2 separate regions of the Homo sapiens genome follow, and region 1 is linked to region 2. Evidence: read pairs that join two places in POLR2A ChIA-PET (ENCODE). Cell type or tissue: K562. All regions are shown on one strand. Each heading gives the region's core, and the rest is flanking DNA. Links, peaks and the distances in the headings are about the cores only.

The links. ChIA-PET counts read pairs that join two places held together with the same protein. Peaks named below come from ENCODE experiments on the same cell type or tissue, not always from the same donor. Only the 100,000 strongest peaks of a DNase experiment are listed, where the experiment ranks them.
Region 1: POLR2A ChIA-PET joins it to region 2 with 5 read pairs; 5 of 35 experiments call an interaction of 5 or more read pairs at or near these places.

The regions. Positions count from the first base shown.
Region 1 is chr6:158,366,929-158,370,928 of GRCh38, reverse strand. The region is part of intron 1 of TULP4 (TUB like protein 4); the gene reads right to left. Among named protein-coding and RNA genes, the nearest start is that of SNORA116, 46 kb to the right of the region's middle. In K562, for the core only: no CTCF peak of the experiment used is centred there; no DNase peak of the experiment used is centred there.
Region 2 is chr6:158,471,449-158,479,635 of GRCh38, reverse strand. All of the region lies in intron 6 of TULP4 (TUB like protein 4), which reads right to left. Among named protein-coding and RNA genes, the nearest start is that of TMEM181, 85 kb to the left of the region's middle. RefSeq lists enhancers at 1-285, 3,707-3,786, 3,807-3,886, 4,207-4,256, 4,304-4,876. In K562, for the core only: no CTCF peak of the experiment used is centred there; DNase peaks (open chromatin) are centred at 3,585 and 3,945.

The sequences.
Region 1 (4,000 bases), core at 1-4,000, 110 kb after region 2:
TGTCAAAAACAGTGGATGTCTACCACATTTGCCCTGTTTTCTAGAAGAGAAAATGGAGAAACAGAGACTTCAAATAAACTGCCTAATGTCAGAGCTACTATCTGACTCCACCCACATTTTGTCACCTCTGCACAATTTGCCCCAACAATCTAGTGAGGGTACCCCTGCTTAAACTTGGGTATCTGGGTTTTCTGTCCTAATATACCACTTTGAATCAATTCTCTGATGAACAGTTTCAAGATTATCTTCCATATGCAGTTCATAATAATGTTCCCTAATAATACCTCTCAAGTAAAAGAAACAAGAAATACAAACAGATTTCATTATGTTTGAATAAGTCCACTCTGAAGACTTATGTAATTTGGGTATTTTTATTATTTATTATTTTTGCTTTTTGAGACAGAGGCTTGCTCTGTCATTCAGGCTGGAGTGCAGTGCCACAATCTTTTTTTTTTTTTTTTTTTTTTTTTTGAGATGGAGTTTTGTTCTTGTTGTCCAGGCTGGAGTGCAATGGCACGATCTTGGCTCACTGCAGCCTCTGTTTCCTGGGTTCAAGTGATTCTCCTGCCTCGGCCTCCTGAGTAGCTGGGATTACAGGTGCCTGCCACCACACCCGTCTAATTTTTGTATTTTTAGTAGAGATGGGGTTTCGCCATGTTGGCCAGGCTGGTCTCGAACTCCTGACCTCAGGTGATCCGCCCGCCTCAGCCTCCCAAAGTGCTGGGATTACAGGCGTGAGCCACCATGCCGGGCCAGTGGCATGACCTTGACTCACTGCAGCCTCGACCTCCAGGGCTCAAGTGATCTTCCTGTGTCAGCCTCCCAAGTAGCCAGGACCACTGGCATGCGCCACGATGCCCAGCTATGCCCAGCTAGTTTTTGTATTTTTTATAGAGATGGGGTTTCTCCATGCTGCCCTAGTTTGAGACCATGGCTGGTCTCAAACTCCTGGGGCTCAAGCTATCTGCCTGCCTCGGCCTCCTGAAGTGCTGGAATTATAGGCTTGAGCCACTGCAACCAGACTGTTATTTATTTTTTGAATGTGCATCTCATGTACATGGTACAAAAGTCAAAGATGGAAAAGGGATGCAGAGAAAGCAAATCTCCCTCCCCCTCTGTCTGCTTGCCACCTAGTTCTCTTCCCAGAGGCAACCACTATTACCAGTTTCTTGCATATCCTTCCAGAGATATTCCATGCATGTAGAAGCAAACACGTATAGATTTTCTAAAACCAAATGATAGCATTGTCTGTTCTGTACCTTGCTTTTAAAAACACACCACTTCAGCTCCCGCCTTTGAAAATCTCATGTGAAAATGTCCCAGTGCAAAATATAACAAGGTTTTCCACCCAAATGAATGCTCTGCGTCTCAGGATCCCATTTCTGCCTCATTGTGAATCAGAGGCTAACTTAAAGCCTCCTTTTATTTTGAGACCAGGTCTCACTCTGTTGCCCAAGGATGAAGTGCAGTGACATAATCAAGGCTCACTTCAGCCGTGATGTCCCTGGCTTAAGTGATGATCTCACCTCAATCTTCCAAGTAGCTGGCACTACAGGCATGCCACCATATCCAGCTATTATTTTATTTTTTAATTTTTTGTAGAGACAGGGTCTCACTATGTTGCCTAGTCTGGTCTCAAACTCCTAGGCTCAAGCGATCCTCCCAGTCTGGCCTCCCAAAGTTCTGGAATTTCTAGGTGTGAGCCACTGAGCCCAGTCACTCAAAGCAGCTTGATACTCAATTTTCCTCCCTTGTAAAATGACATTCCCTGTAAGACATTATAACAAAATAAAAGCTGCATAAAATAAAGGCTCTTTTGAAGTTATAATCATGACCTTTGCATGAAAATCTATTTGTATTTTTTAAATGAATTCTAATAAGATATAAATAGAGACACTTCTTGAAATTTGGCACATTTCTGTGGCACTATAAAATAAAATAACTCCAACAAACACCTTCAAGACAGGTTAAACTACATCATAGCACATTTTTCTGTGAGGTTATGGCTGCACAGAGACCTAGACTACATGATAAAATAATCTATTAAATACTATGCAATTACTACAAAGATTAAAAATGTTAAATTTCTTGCTTGTCCCACCATAGGCAACAACTGTATGTAATTTTTATGTATTTAAAAAAGAAAAAGAGAGTATGTGTGTATATTTTAATGAAAATGGTACTGACATACATTCCATCCCCAGGCTGTATACCCTGAAATTGCTTTCATAACTGGGATGGATCTGTGAGGATCCATTCCTCTTTTAAGACGAAGGCTCTGTGTGCAGAAAACTGAAAGAAATGAACCAGTCAATCCAGGGGCTGAAGCTCCAACAGAGGGGTTTAACCAACTGAGTTAACTACCCCAGTTCACAAATGCCGTGAAACACTACTAGAGATAGATTCCTGATATGCTTTATAAGACAAATGGCCTGTCACATGCTGTTCAAAAGGGCTAAGAACATTTTGCTGAATCAAGAAGTTAAACTACCCAGCTACTTGGGAGGCTGAGGCATGAGAATCGCTGGAACCTTGGAGGTGGAGGCTGTAGTGAGCCAAAATCACGCCACTGCACTCCAGCCTGGGTGACAGCGAGACTCTGTCTCAAATAAATAAATAAATGAAGTTAAAATGAAGAAAACAACTCAATTCCGATACAAATCATTTTACCATTAATGATAATTTTTTATGCAAAAATTCAAATCATACTTTTAGATAATTACTCTTCAGATAATGATAATCTTTTACAGACAAACCAATCAAGAGGAATCACAGAAAGAAAATTTACGGAAAGCTCAAATGTCCACGTACAACTCAATCTGTCAGATTCAGGAAGCTCCTTTTTTTTTTTTTTTTTTTTTTGGAGACAGGGTCACCCAGGCTGGAGTGACTCACTGCAGCCTCGATCTATGGGCTTGGGTGATCCTCATACCTCGCCTCCCGAGTAGCTGGGAGGGACTACAGGCACATCCCACCACGCCCAGATTTGATTTTTTTTTTTTTTTGTATTATTTGTAGAGACAGGGTTTCACCATGTTGCCCAGGCTGGTCTCAAACTCCTGCAGTTCCTGAAGTGGGATATTTGGATGGAAAACCCAGAACTTCAGTGATCTTCCCACCTCAACCTCCCAAAGTGCTGGGATTGTAGGTGTGAGCCACCGCACCGGCCTTACAATTCTTTCTTCTACTTAGAAAGTTCACAATAAAAGAATCTTTGAGAACCACCTGACGGAATCAAATTCATTCTTCCTCAGAATTTCTACTTGCCAAATTTAATGTACTAGCTGTAAAAGTTTTAAATTCATACATCTTTAAAAAAATTAACCATGAATTATTTTTATTAAGGTGGAAGGGTTTTTGGTTTGTGTTCAGTCTTTTTGTAGGTCTATTTTTGAAAACAGATTCTGCACTTCCAGTTCTAAACAGATACCATATGGCTGCTTCTTTACTAAGTTATTTATTTTTCAAAAAATGCTAACTGCAGTTTTGGCAGTTCTTTATTAAACATCATTCGTAAAACACAAACAAACAAACAATTCCAGCAATCATCTATGAAGAGACTTTAGAAGCTTGTAAAAAAGTGAATTCTACCTCCTTCTGGCTGACGACTCCTCCTCCTACCCTCTTGAGTCCCCTCTGGGCCACATTAAAATAGCTTGCTGAACAATATGTTATAACTTCCTAAGAGAAAGTACAAATGAGTCCTCAGTGCCCAAGAAGCTGTTTCCGGGAGCATCCAGGTCTCTGAAGCCAGGTCAGAGGAAAGCAGGTGGGTACTGAGAAAGAAAAGAGGTGACAGTGGCCAACTCCATTCCCATGGATGTGGTCTTGGAGCCAACAGGACCCAAAGCGTTATTCAGATTTTTTTTTTTCAATCCAAAAGCAAAGTCCAGCTTAGAAAATAAGAATTGGGAAGGCAAATAAAACTGGAAAAGCTTCTGCAGAGGCCACAATACTTTGGACATCTTCTGCGATCAATAATTCATGAGACTGTTTGGCC
Region 2 (8,187 bases), core at 1,680-5,679:
TTTAAAAGCACAGTAGAGAATGTTAGACACTATATTACGAAAATTCAGTATGTTTATTGAAAATTGGCTAGAGGGCTGGGCATGGTGGCATAAGGCTGTCATCTCAGCATTTTAGAAGGCCAAGGTGGGAAGATTGCATGAGGCCAGGCTGAAAGACCAGCCTGGGCAATACAGCGAGATTCTCATCTTAAAAATAAAACAAAATAAAATAAAAGTAATTAGGTCCCCAGGCCAGAGCATTAAAGCATTGGAATAATTTTATAAAGTTTGTTTACCTGTATTATATTTCATTTAATTTGGGGTCATGAAACCCAACTGAGCTCTGGGTAGTAAGGTTTCTACTAGTAGGGGCAATCACCTTGTGGTGCAGTAACTCACATTCCTTACTGAAGGGCTGTTTTTCTAGATTCCCAAATTACCCAAGGGTGGTTCCCATGGCTTGGGGAGGTGGTGATGAGGTAGACCAGATGGCCCTTCCCTTCCGTCCAGAGTCAGATCAACAATGGACTTGGTCTTACCAGCTGTGTGACCTGGGGACTATCCATAACCCCTAGAAGCCTCCCCCTTTTCTCATGAGTGGGGACCCTGTGAGGATTACAGGAGGTGATGGAGTCACAGCCCTTCTGGGGCCATCACAGTATATAACCCACAGTCACTGCATTTTCAGCCTCCCTTGGCACTGACGGTGCAGGGAAAGAAAGCTCCCTGGAAAGGCGATTGAGGAGAACACGGTTCCTGTGGTAGCCTCGCTAGGGTCATGGCCATCATTATCTTTGAGAATGCAGGCCAAAATGCAAATATGCAAGTTAGAAAATTCTTATAATAAAAAAAAATCCAAAGCTCAGGGGTGCCATCTAGCCAAGGGAGAAAGAAAGGTGAAGGGTCGTGACGGAGAAGCAGCAAGAGATTTGTTCATTCCGATCCAGACAGATGGAGCGCTGATGATCATTCATCTTCCCTTTCTACCACAGGAGGCCAGGCAGTTGCAGGGTGGGGTGATGGCCACAGTCCCCAGGGGAGGGCCGTGTTTGTTGGCCAAGGAGTCTGGAAAACTCAAGTCTAGGGGCTTCTGGGACACTTCCAGGACATGTCTCCATATGAGATGATTCCACACAGGGGGCAGGCCCCACACAAAGGGACCTATTAACTTACAGAAATACATAATCACTGCTGAAGACAGGGCAAACCAACACACAGAAAATGCACAGAAAAATTACTCTGGTATCGTCAACCCCCAAAAGTACAGGTTAGGACAGAGGCTCTATTAGTAACAAAATCATGCTTGATCTTAAAGATACGCTGCTGTCCCTTTACCTCTGAGCCCCCTAAGACAATATTCATAACTTAGAGCTCAAGTCCCCCAAAAAATGGTTTTATTTTTGTTTCTAACTTTTATGTTCAGGGGTACACAAGCAGGTTATATAGGTAAACTGTGTCACAGGGATTTGGTGTACAGGTAATTTTGTCACCTGGATAATAAGCATAGTACCCGACAGGCATTTTTTCTGATCTTCTCCCTCCTCCCTCCTCCCACTCTCCACCCTCAAGTTGTTCCCCTTCCTGTATCCATGTGTTCTTGTTATTCAGGTCCGGCTTAGAAGTGAGAATATATGGTATTTGGTTTTTTTGTTCCTACGTTAGTTTGCTAAGGATAGTGGCCTCCAACTCTATCCATGTTCCTGTAAAGGACATGATCTTGTTCTTTTTTATGGCTGCATAGTATTCCATGGTGTTTATGTATCACATTTTCTTTATCCAGTCTACTGCTGATGGGCATTTAGGTTGATTCCATATCTTTGCTATTGTGAATAGTGCTGCAATGAACATATGCATGCATGGGTCTTTATGATAGAACAAATATTCCTTTGGGTATATACCCAGTAATGGGATTGCTGGGTCGAACGTTAGTTCTCAATTCTTTGAGGAATTGCCACACTGTTTTCTACAATGGCCGAACTAATTTACACTCCCACTAGCAGTGTAGAAGCGTTTCCTTTTCTCTGCAACCATGCCGACATCTATTATTCTTTGATTTTTTAATAATGGCCATTCTGACTGGTGTGAGATAGTATCTCACTGTGGTTTTGATTTGCATTTCTCTAATGGTTCATGATGTTGAGCATTTTTCATATGCTTGTTGGCTGCATGTATGTCTTCTTTTGAAAAGTATTTGTTCATGTCCTTTGCCCACTTTTTAATGAGGTTGTTTGGAAAAACAGTTTTCAATGAGCACAACCTGACTGGCTGCAGAAACATCAGACACTTCTTCCCTCTAATTTCCCATTCCTCTTTAGTCCAGCTATCTGAAAGGCAGACACTCTGTATTTATCCTCTGTCCTCCTCCCTCCTAGTTCTGCTTTTCATAGTAACTATCTCTGTATAACAGTTGATGATATATTTTATATAAAATTATCATAAGTATGTGTCTCTTATATCTTTGTACCAAGAACTTAAACCACTCACACAGACCTTCAACTAGATGAAAATCAGCTTTGTTACCTTTATATATATAATTACCACCCATCCTGACAAAAACAACCTTGTCTGCAAAACTACATTCCAACAGCAAGCACATCAAATGCTCACATACCTGAATTCACTGCATCCGTTCTACTCTCCCACATGAATAACATTATTCTCATCTAACATATGAGGTTAGAGAGGCTAAGGCAGGCTAGGTACCTTGTTATAGTAATAAATGGTGGAAGAGCTGTGATTCTCATCCCTCCCCAGCTCCACTGCTGGTCCTTATCTTACTACATGGTGCTGACTCTCTGAAGTGCCAACATATTGATACCACAGCCTAAAGAATGCGTAATACTCCACTGAAAAATTTAACCATTTGTCCATCACATACAAAATCGTGAGCCCCAGATGGCCCCTTAGTCCATTTGGTCAAAGCTGCTTTACTCAGAAACAAACCAAACATGTCTATAGAAAAGGCAAATAGGAAGAGAAACAGGCTGTTTACACAGCATATAAATAAATGATCTGCGGGGTTCATCACAGCAGAAGAGAGCCCACAGGTAATTAGGCAGGTAGCATGGTTGGATGAACACGGAACACAGTCGCTGGCACATCTCGAAGGCGAGGGAGGATGGTGTGACTCCAAACCAGGTAGCGCATTCGCTCGGACGACTTGGAATTCTCAGCCAAGCAGGAGTGAGAAGACGCGAAAGATTAAAGGATGGAACATTAGAACCTGGGAGAAAAAGGGCTGAAATTATTTAGCCTGGAGAAGTGAGGTCTGCAGGGTCTCAAAGGAATAATTATTATCTAGGGCAACGTTACCAGGAAATCCCCTCTTCTAAGAATGGGACAAGAACACCAACACAGGAATTTACATTAAATTAATTAGGGTGCAGCACTCATTTACTTGCCCAAGTAAGTGAAAACTTACTCTGGGAGAGGGCAGGGCACGGACACATTGATTTAATTTAATTTAGTTTGTGTAGCATATAGTCCATGTAAGATGATAAAGCAGCAAAATAAACGCTGGTACCTTTGCCATAATAATTTTAAGGCTGTGCTAGAAAAACGGGGAAGGAGTGACAGATAACAAGAACTGCCCCTCTTGTCTGAAGATTCTGAGTCATCACTGACCTGGGGAAATGAATGACTGTGATGACTGTTTGGTCAGAAGTGAGGCAGCAGGGTATGACTTCTCAGGACCCCTGTAAGTCCACAGAAAGTCCCTAACAGGTCATCTTACTTTTTAAAAGTCACATTTCTGCTGGTGTTAATTTTTCCCTGGCTGTTTACTGGTATTCCAGCCTATAAAGCCCTCGCTACAAATGTTCTGTAGTTTTGGCAAGAACAAGAGTCAAATGGCGCTAACTGCATGTGGCCACAGACACGGGGCGGGGCGTTCACTAACGCTAGTCCTGATTTTGCCACCTCACAGTCATCAATTTCCATCACTCTGTCCTCTAGGTTCATGGGTGATGGCAGAACATGAACACACTGTCTGCAGGCCCACAGACCTCACCCATGCTGAAGGTACCTCCTCCCTAAGAACCTCCGCCTACTAGGCTGAGCCGCAGCAGAACAGCACAGCTCTTCAAAGCTCCCAGATTCACGTTGTGTTTGAACAGCTGCTGTCTGCTAGGGAAAAACTCAATTGTAAGTTTGCGGTCTTAATCTCTTTCTCAAATCCCATAAAACGACTATTTTTAGAACTGATGGCTAGAACTGTGAAGCAGATGACATTCAAATCTTAATTTGCATAGGGAGGTTCACATATTTTACACGTCTAAATCTGAGGCAAAAGTGCAAGAAACTGAGCTGCATTTCAGGGAGTGTGGGTCTGGTGGAACAGGGAGAACCACTGCTCAGCTGGAAAGGACAAACTCTAGGCCACAGTGCTGGAGGCGAGTGGCCCATGGAGGGGCAGGCTTCTCCTCTGGCTTCTCCCCCTCAATGCTGAGGCTGAGCCCCGGAAAGGAAAAGATGCGGGCCAGCCCTGCCTCACCTCCCACCAGGGAGTGTGGCAATCAAGGCCTGGTGCCCGTTCCTTACTCTGCCACCTCTCCTCCTGCTAGTACACAAGACATGCCATGCGTCCAGCCAATCATTTTTTTATCTACTGAGCTGTTAGTCATTAGATAAATATTTGCTAAATGTATACAAATGGACAGATCCATGCTAGTTATAAGGGGACTGACAATGAATCAAATACATTCTCTGCCCTTGTAGAGCTTACATCCTGGCGTGGCAGGGAGAGAATAAATACAGGTGAAGTATCCTTAATCTGAAAATCTGAAACCCAAAATGCTCCAAAATCTGACTTTTGGAGTGCCAACAAGATGCTCAAAGGAAATATTCATTGGAGTATTTCGAATTTTCAGATTTGGGATGCTCACCTGATACAATGCAAATATTCTGAAATTAAAAAGAAATCTGAAATCCACAACAATTCTGGTCCTAAGCATTTCAGATAAGGAGTACTCAACCTGTATCTCAGTATCTGTGACAGGAACTACCTGATAACGTGAGGTAGTGAAATTCCGTGAAGTAAAAAACAGTGTTGAGCGAGAGCCAGAGCAACAGCAAGGGGGTCTTTTTGAAGAGAGGGAGCAGGGAGGCTGCCCTGGAGGTGGTTTGAGCAGAGGCCTGGCTGAGAGGAGAAATCTATTTAATTGGAATTGAAAGCTTCCTCACTATATTACTATTTTTGTATATAGCAGTGAGTTGGATAGAGTCTTCTGAAAATGTAGGAGGAACAAAAACCAACTATACTGGTCCTGGACAGGGAAAACCAGGCAGTGCCAGCACAGGGTTTCTGGATGACTGAGGGAGGCCTTGGGCTGAGGACTGGCTACCCGGCCACCGAGGAGGCAGATTCCTGGGACAGTCGGAGGCTCTCCAGCCTCCCTCTCCACCCTTTGTTTGTTCTTTCTGTAGCTCTCCCTAAGAAGGATGGGGGATCTGTCTTGAAGAAAATGCACCTAGTAGGATGAAATGTTTTATGTCTGTACAAACATGTGCAAAATAGTTCACTTTAAAACAGAAGAAGGGCAAGGTGCAATGGCTCATGCCTATAATCCCAGCACTTTGGGAGGCTGAGGCAGGAAGATTGCTTGAGGCAAGGAATTCAAGACCAGCTTGGGCAACATAGCAAGACCCTGTCTCTACAAAACAAATTTTCAAAATTAGCTGGGTGTGGTGGTGCACACCTGTAGTCCTAGCTACTTGGGAGGCTGAGGCAGGAGGATCGTTTGAGCCCAGGAGGTTGAGGCTACAGTGAGCTATGATCATGCCACTGCACTCCAGCCTGGGAGACAGTGAGACTCTGTTTATAACAAATTTTTAAAAGGCCAGGCATGTTATGGCTCACTCCTGTAATCCCAGCACTTTGGGAGGCTGAAGCAGGAGAATCAGTGAGGTCAGGAGTTTGAGACCAGCCTGACCAACATGGTGAAACGCTGTCTCTACTAAAAATACAAGAAAATTAGCCGGGCGTGGTGGCACATGCCTGTAGTCCCAGCTACTCGGGAGGCTGAGGCAGGAGAATCACTTGAACCCGGGAGGCAGAGGTTGCAGTGAGCTGAGATCGCGCCATTGCACACCAGCCTAAGCAACGAGAGCAAAACTCTGTCTAAAAACAAACAAACAAAAACAGACCAAGTTGGTGATCGGTCACCGTCAAACTACGTTGGTTGGAGCCACAGACAATTTTGAATACAAAGTTATAATGATTTGGCCACCAACTAAATTGTAGTAATAAAAGCTAGTTCAGCGTTCGGTCAACCAAATTTTAGTTTTAAAAGAACACAACCATCCTTGTATTTTGTAAGCAGACAAGACCCATGAAGGACTTTCTCATCTACTTACAAGAAAAAATGGGAAAAGCACAACAGGGGCAACTTCAGCAGAACAGGCAGAGTTAATCCTAAGTGAAAGAATGCAAGTCTATTTTTGCTATAGGATTCGCCTCCAAGAGTACAGAAGTCCACAATCACACATGCAATCTCTTATTTGATTTTTAAATTCCCATACCCATCTTTTTCCACCTTCTCTTCTCTTAATTTTTTACCCAGTATCACATCAACAACTGAACCTTACAGAATATAGGGTGACCTCTCCACTGGCCTTCAATGCCAGAAGACCATAAAACAAAACAAAAACCTGGGCCTAAATTATTGAAGCCTACAAACTTCAGTCAGTAGTGCTAACTCTGAAAACCTGTTATATTTTCAGATATGCAAGAATATATAGAGAGTCACAGATAACAGCTAATGAGATAAATTACAGAATTTTACATTACAACATGTAGGACAGAAAGGAAAATAAATCAGAGCATATTTCCTTAGAAGAGCTCCAGCCACAAGCATTGCTGTTACAAGTAAATCAGGAGAATCAATTTTAAAGCTGCTGCTGCTGCTGCAAGTTCGTCCCAGGCAATGGTTTTGTACGCAATACCCTACAATCTAATTAACTTGGAAATACATTATCCAATCTAAATTGCATTTAGTTCTTTTTATAAGCAGTCCAATAAATCGCCTAACTTCCTTCCTGCTATAAAAATGTCCCTGCCTTTGGACTCCTTGAATAGCACAGCATAGATCACATGTGATTTTCGAATCATTAGACAAGAGTTAAACTGGTGCTAAATATAATTAATATTGTACTTGATTTTTAATGGCATCATTATTTAACTTTCTATTATTGAGGCGATTTTTTCAATGGTTGAAATGGACCCTCAATGAAAAAAAGAATCAATAATTTATTGAAATGCTGAGGTACTGTAGGGATATCTTTCTTCAAAGGAAGATCAGTCAGGGCCTTTTCTCTTATTCCTGAGCTCAAATAGTTTAAATTCAGGATCCATGTTACTTTCATGTGATGGCTGATGAGAACTTCTGCAATGGTTAAGGCCATAAAACCTTTACTACAGTCTAGGCACTGGTCAGAAAAAGGAAGCCTCTGTCTTCAGGAAAATAAGACAAGTAGACAGAAAAGTGTAATACATGCCAGAGGTGTTAAACACCCCGAGGGTTTACAGAGAAGGGGAGCCTCAATCCACTAGGCAGCTTTAAAAGAAAACGTGACTGAGCTGGCACTGAGGAGGATCCAATTCCTGAGCTAAAACGGCGGGAAGGACATTCCCTGTAGAAGGAACACAATGCCAGCAGGAAGGGGGCCCTAAGTCAGATGAAGTGGGGACAATGCTGAGTGTGTTTCAGCACTTGAATTCACAAATATTCTAATCATAAAAGCCTTATAAAAAGCCAGCATCAGATTGATTATAAATGTGACACAGCCTACAGGTTCAAACAATCAACAGAAAGATGAAAGAAAGCCTATGTTGACACCAGTCCATCCATAAACCCACTGAAGAAAGATTTACTAAGTACCTACTACGTTCTAGGCAATGAACTGGCAGTGGGGACACAAACAGAATCAAGGTAATCTCTCCTTCCTTCAATCCCAAATCCACAGGAACTCTAATATTTATGTTTGTTTTGCCAATGCCCTGGCCTCATACATATGGCCTTAACTCTGTTCTACTTCAGCTCTTTCCTGGGTTAACGCAGAATGACTTCACTTCCAAAACAGAAATTTAAAGTCCCTATCCAACCACAACTTCCCATTTTGTTTGTATCACCTCCTCTTGAACATGTCTTTTTATGACTTTACACTTCCTAGCCTCAGGTCATGAAGTATCTAACCACTGATGCCATGGCT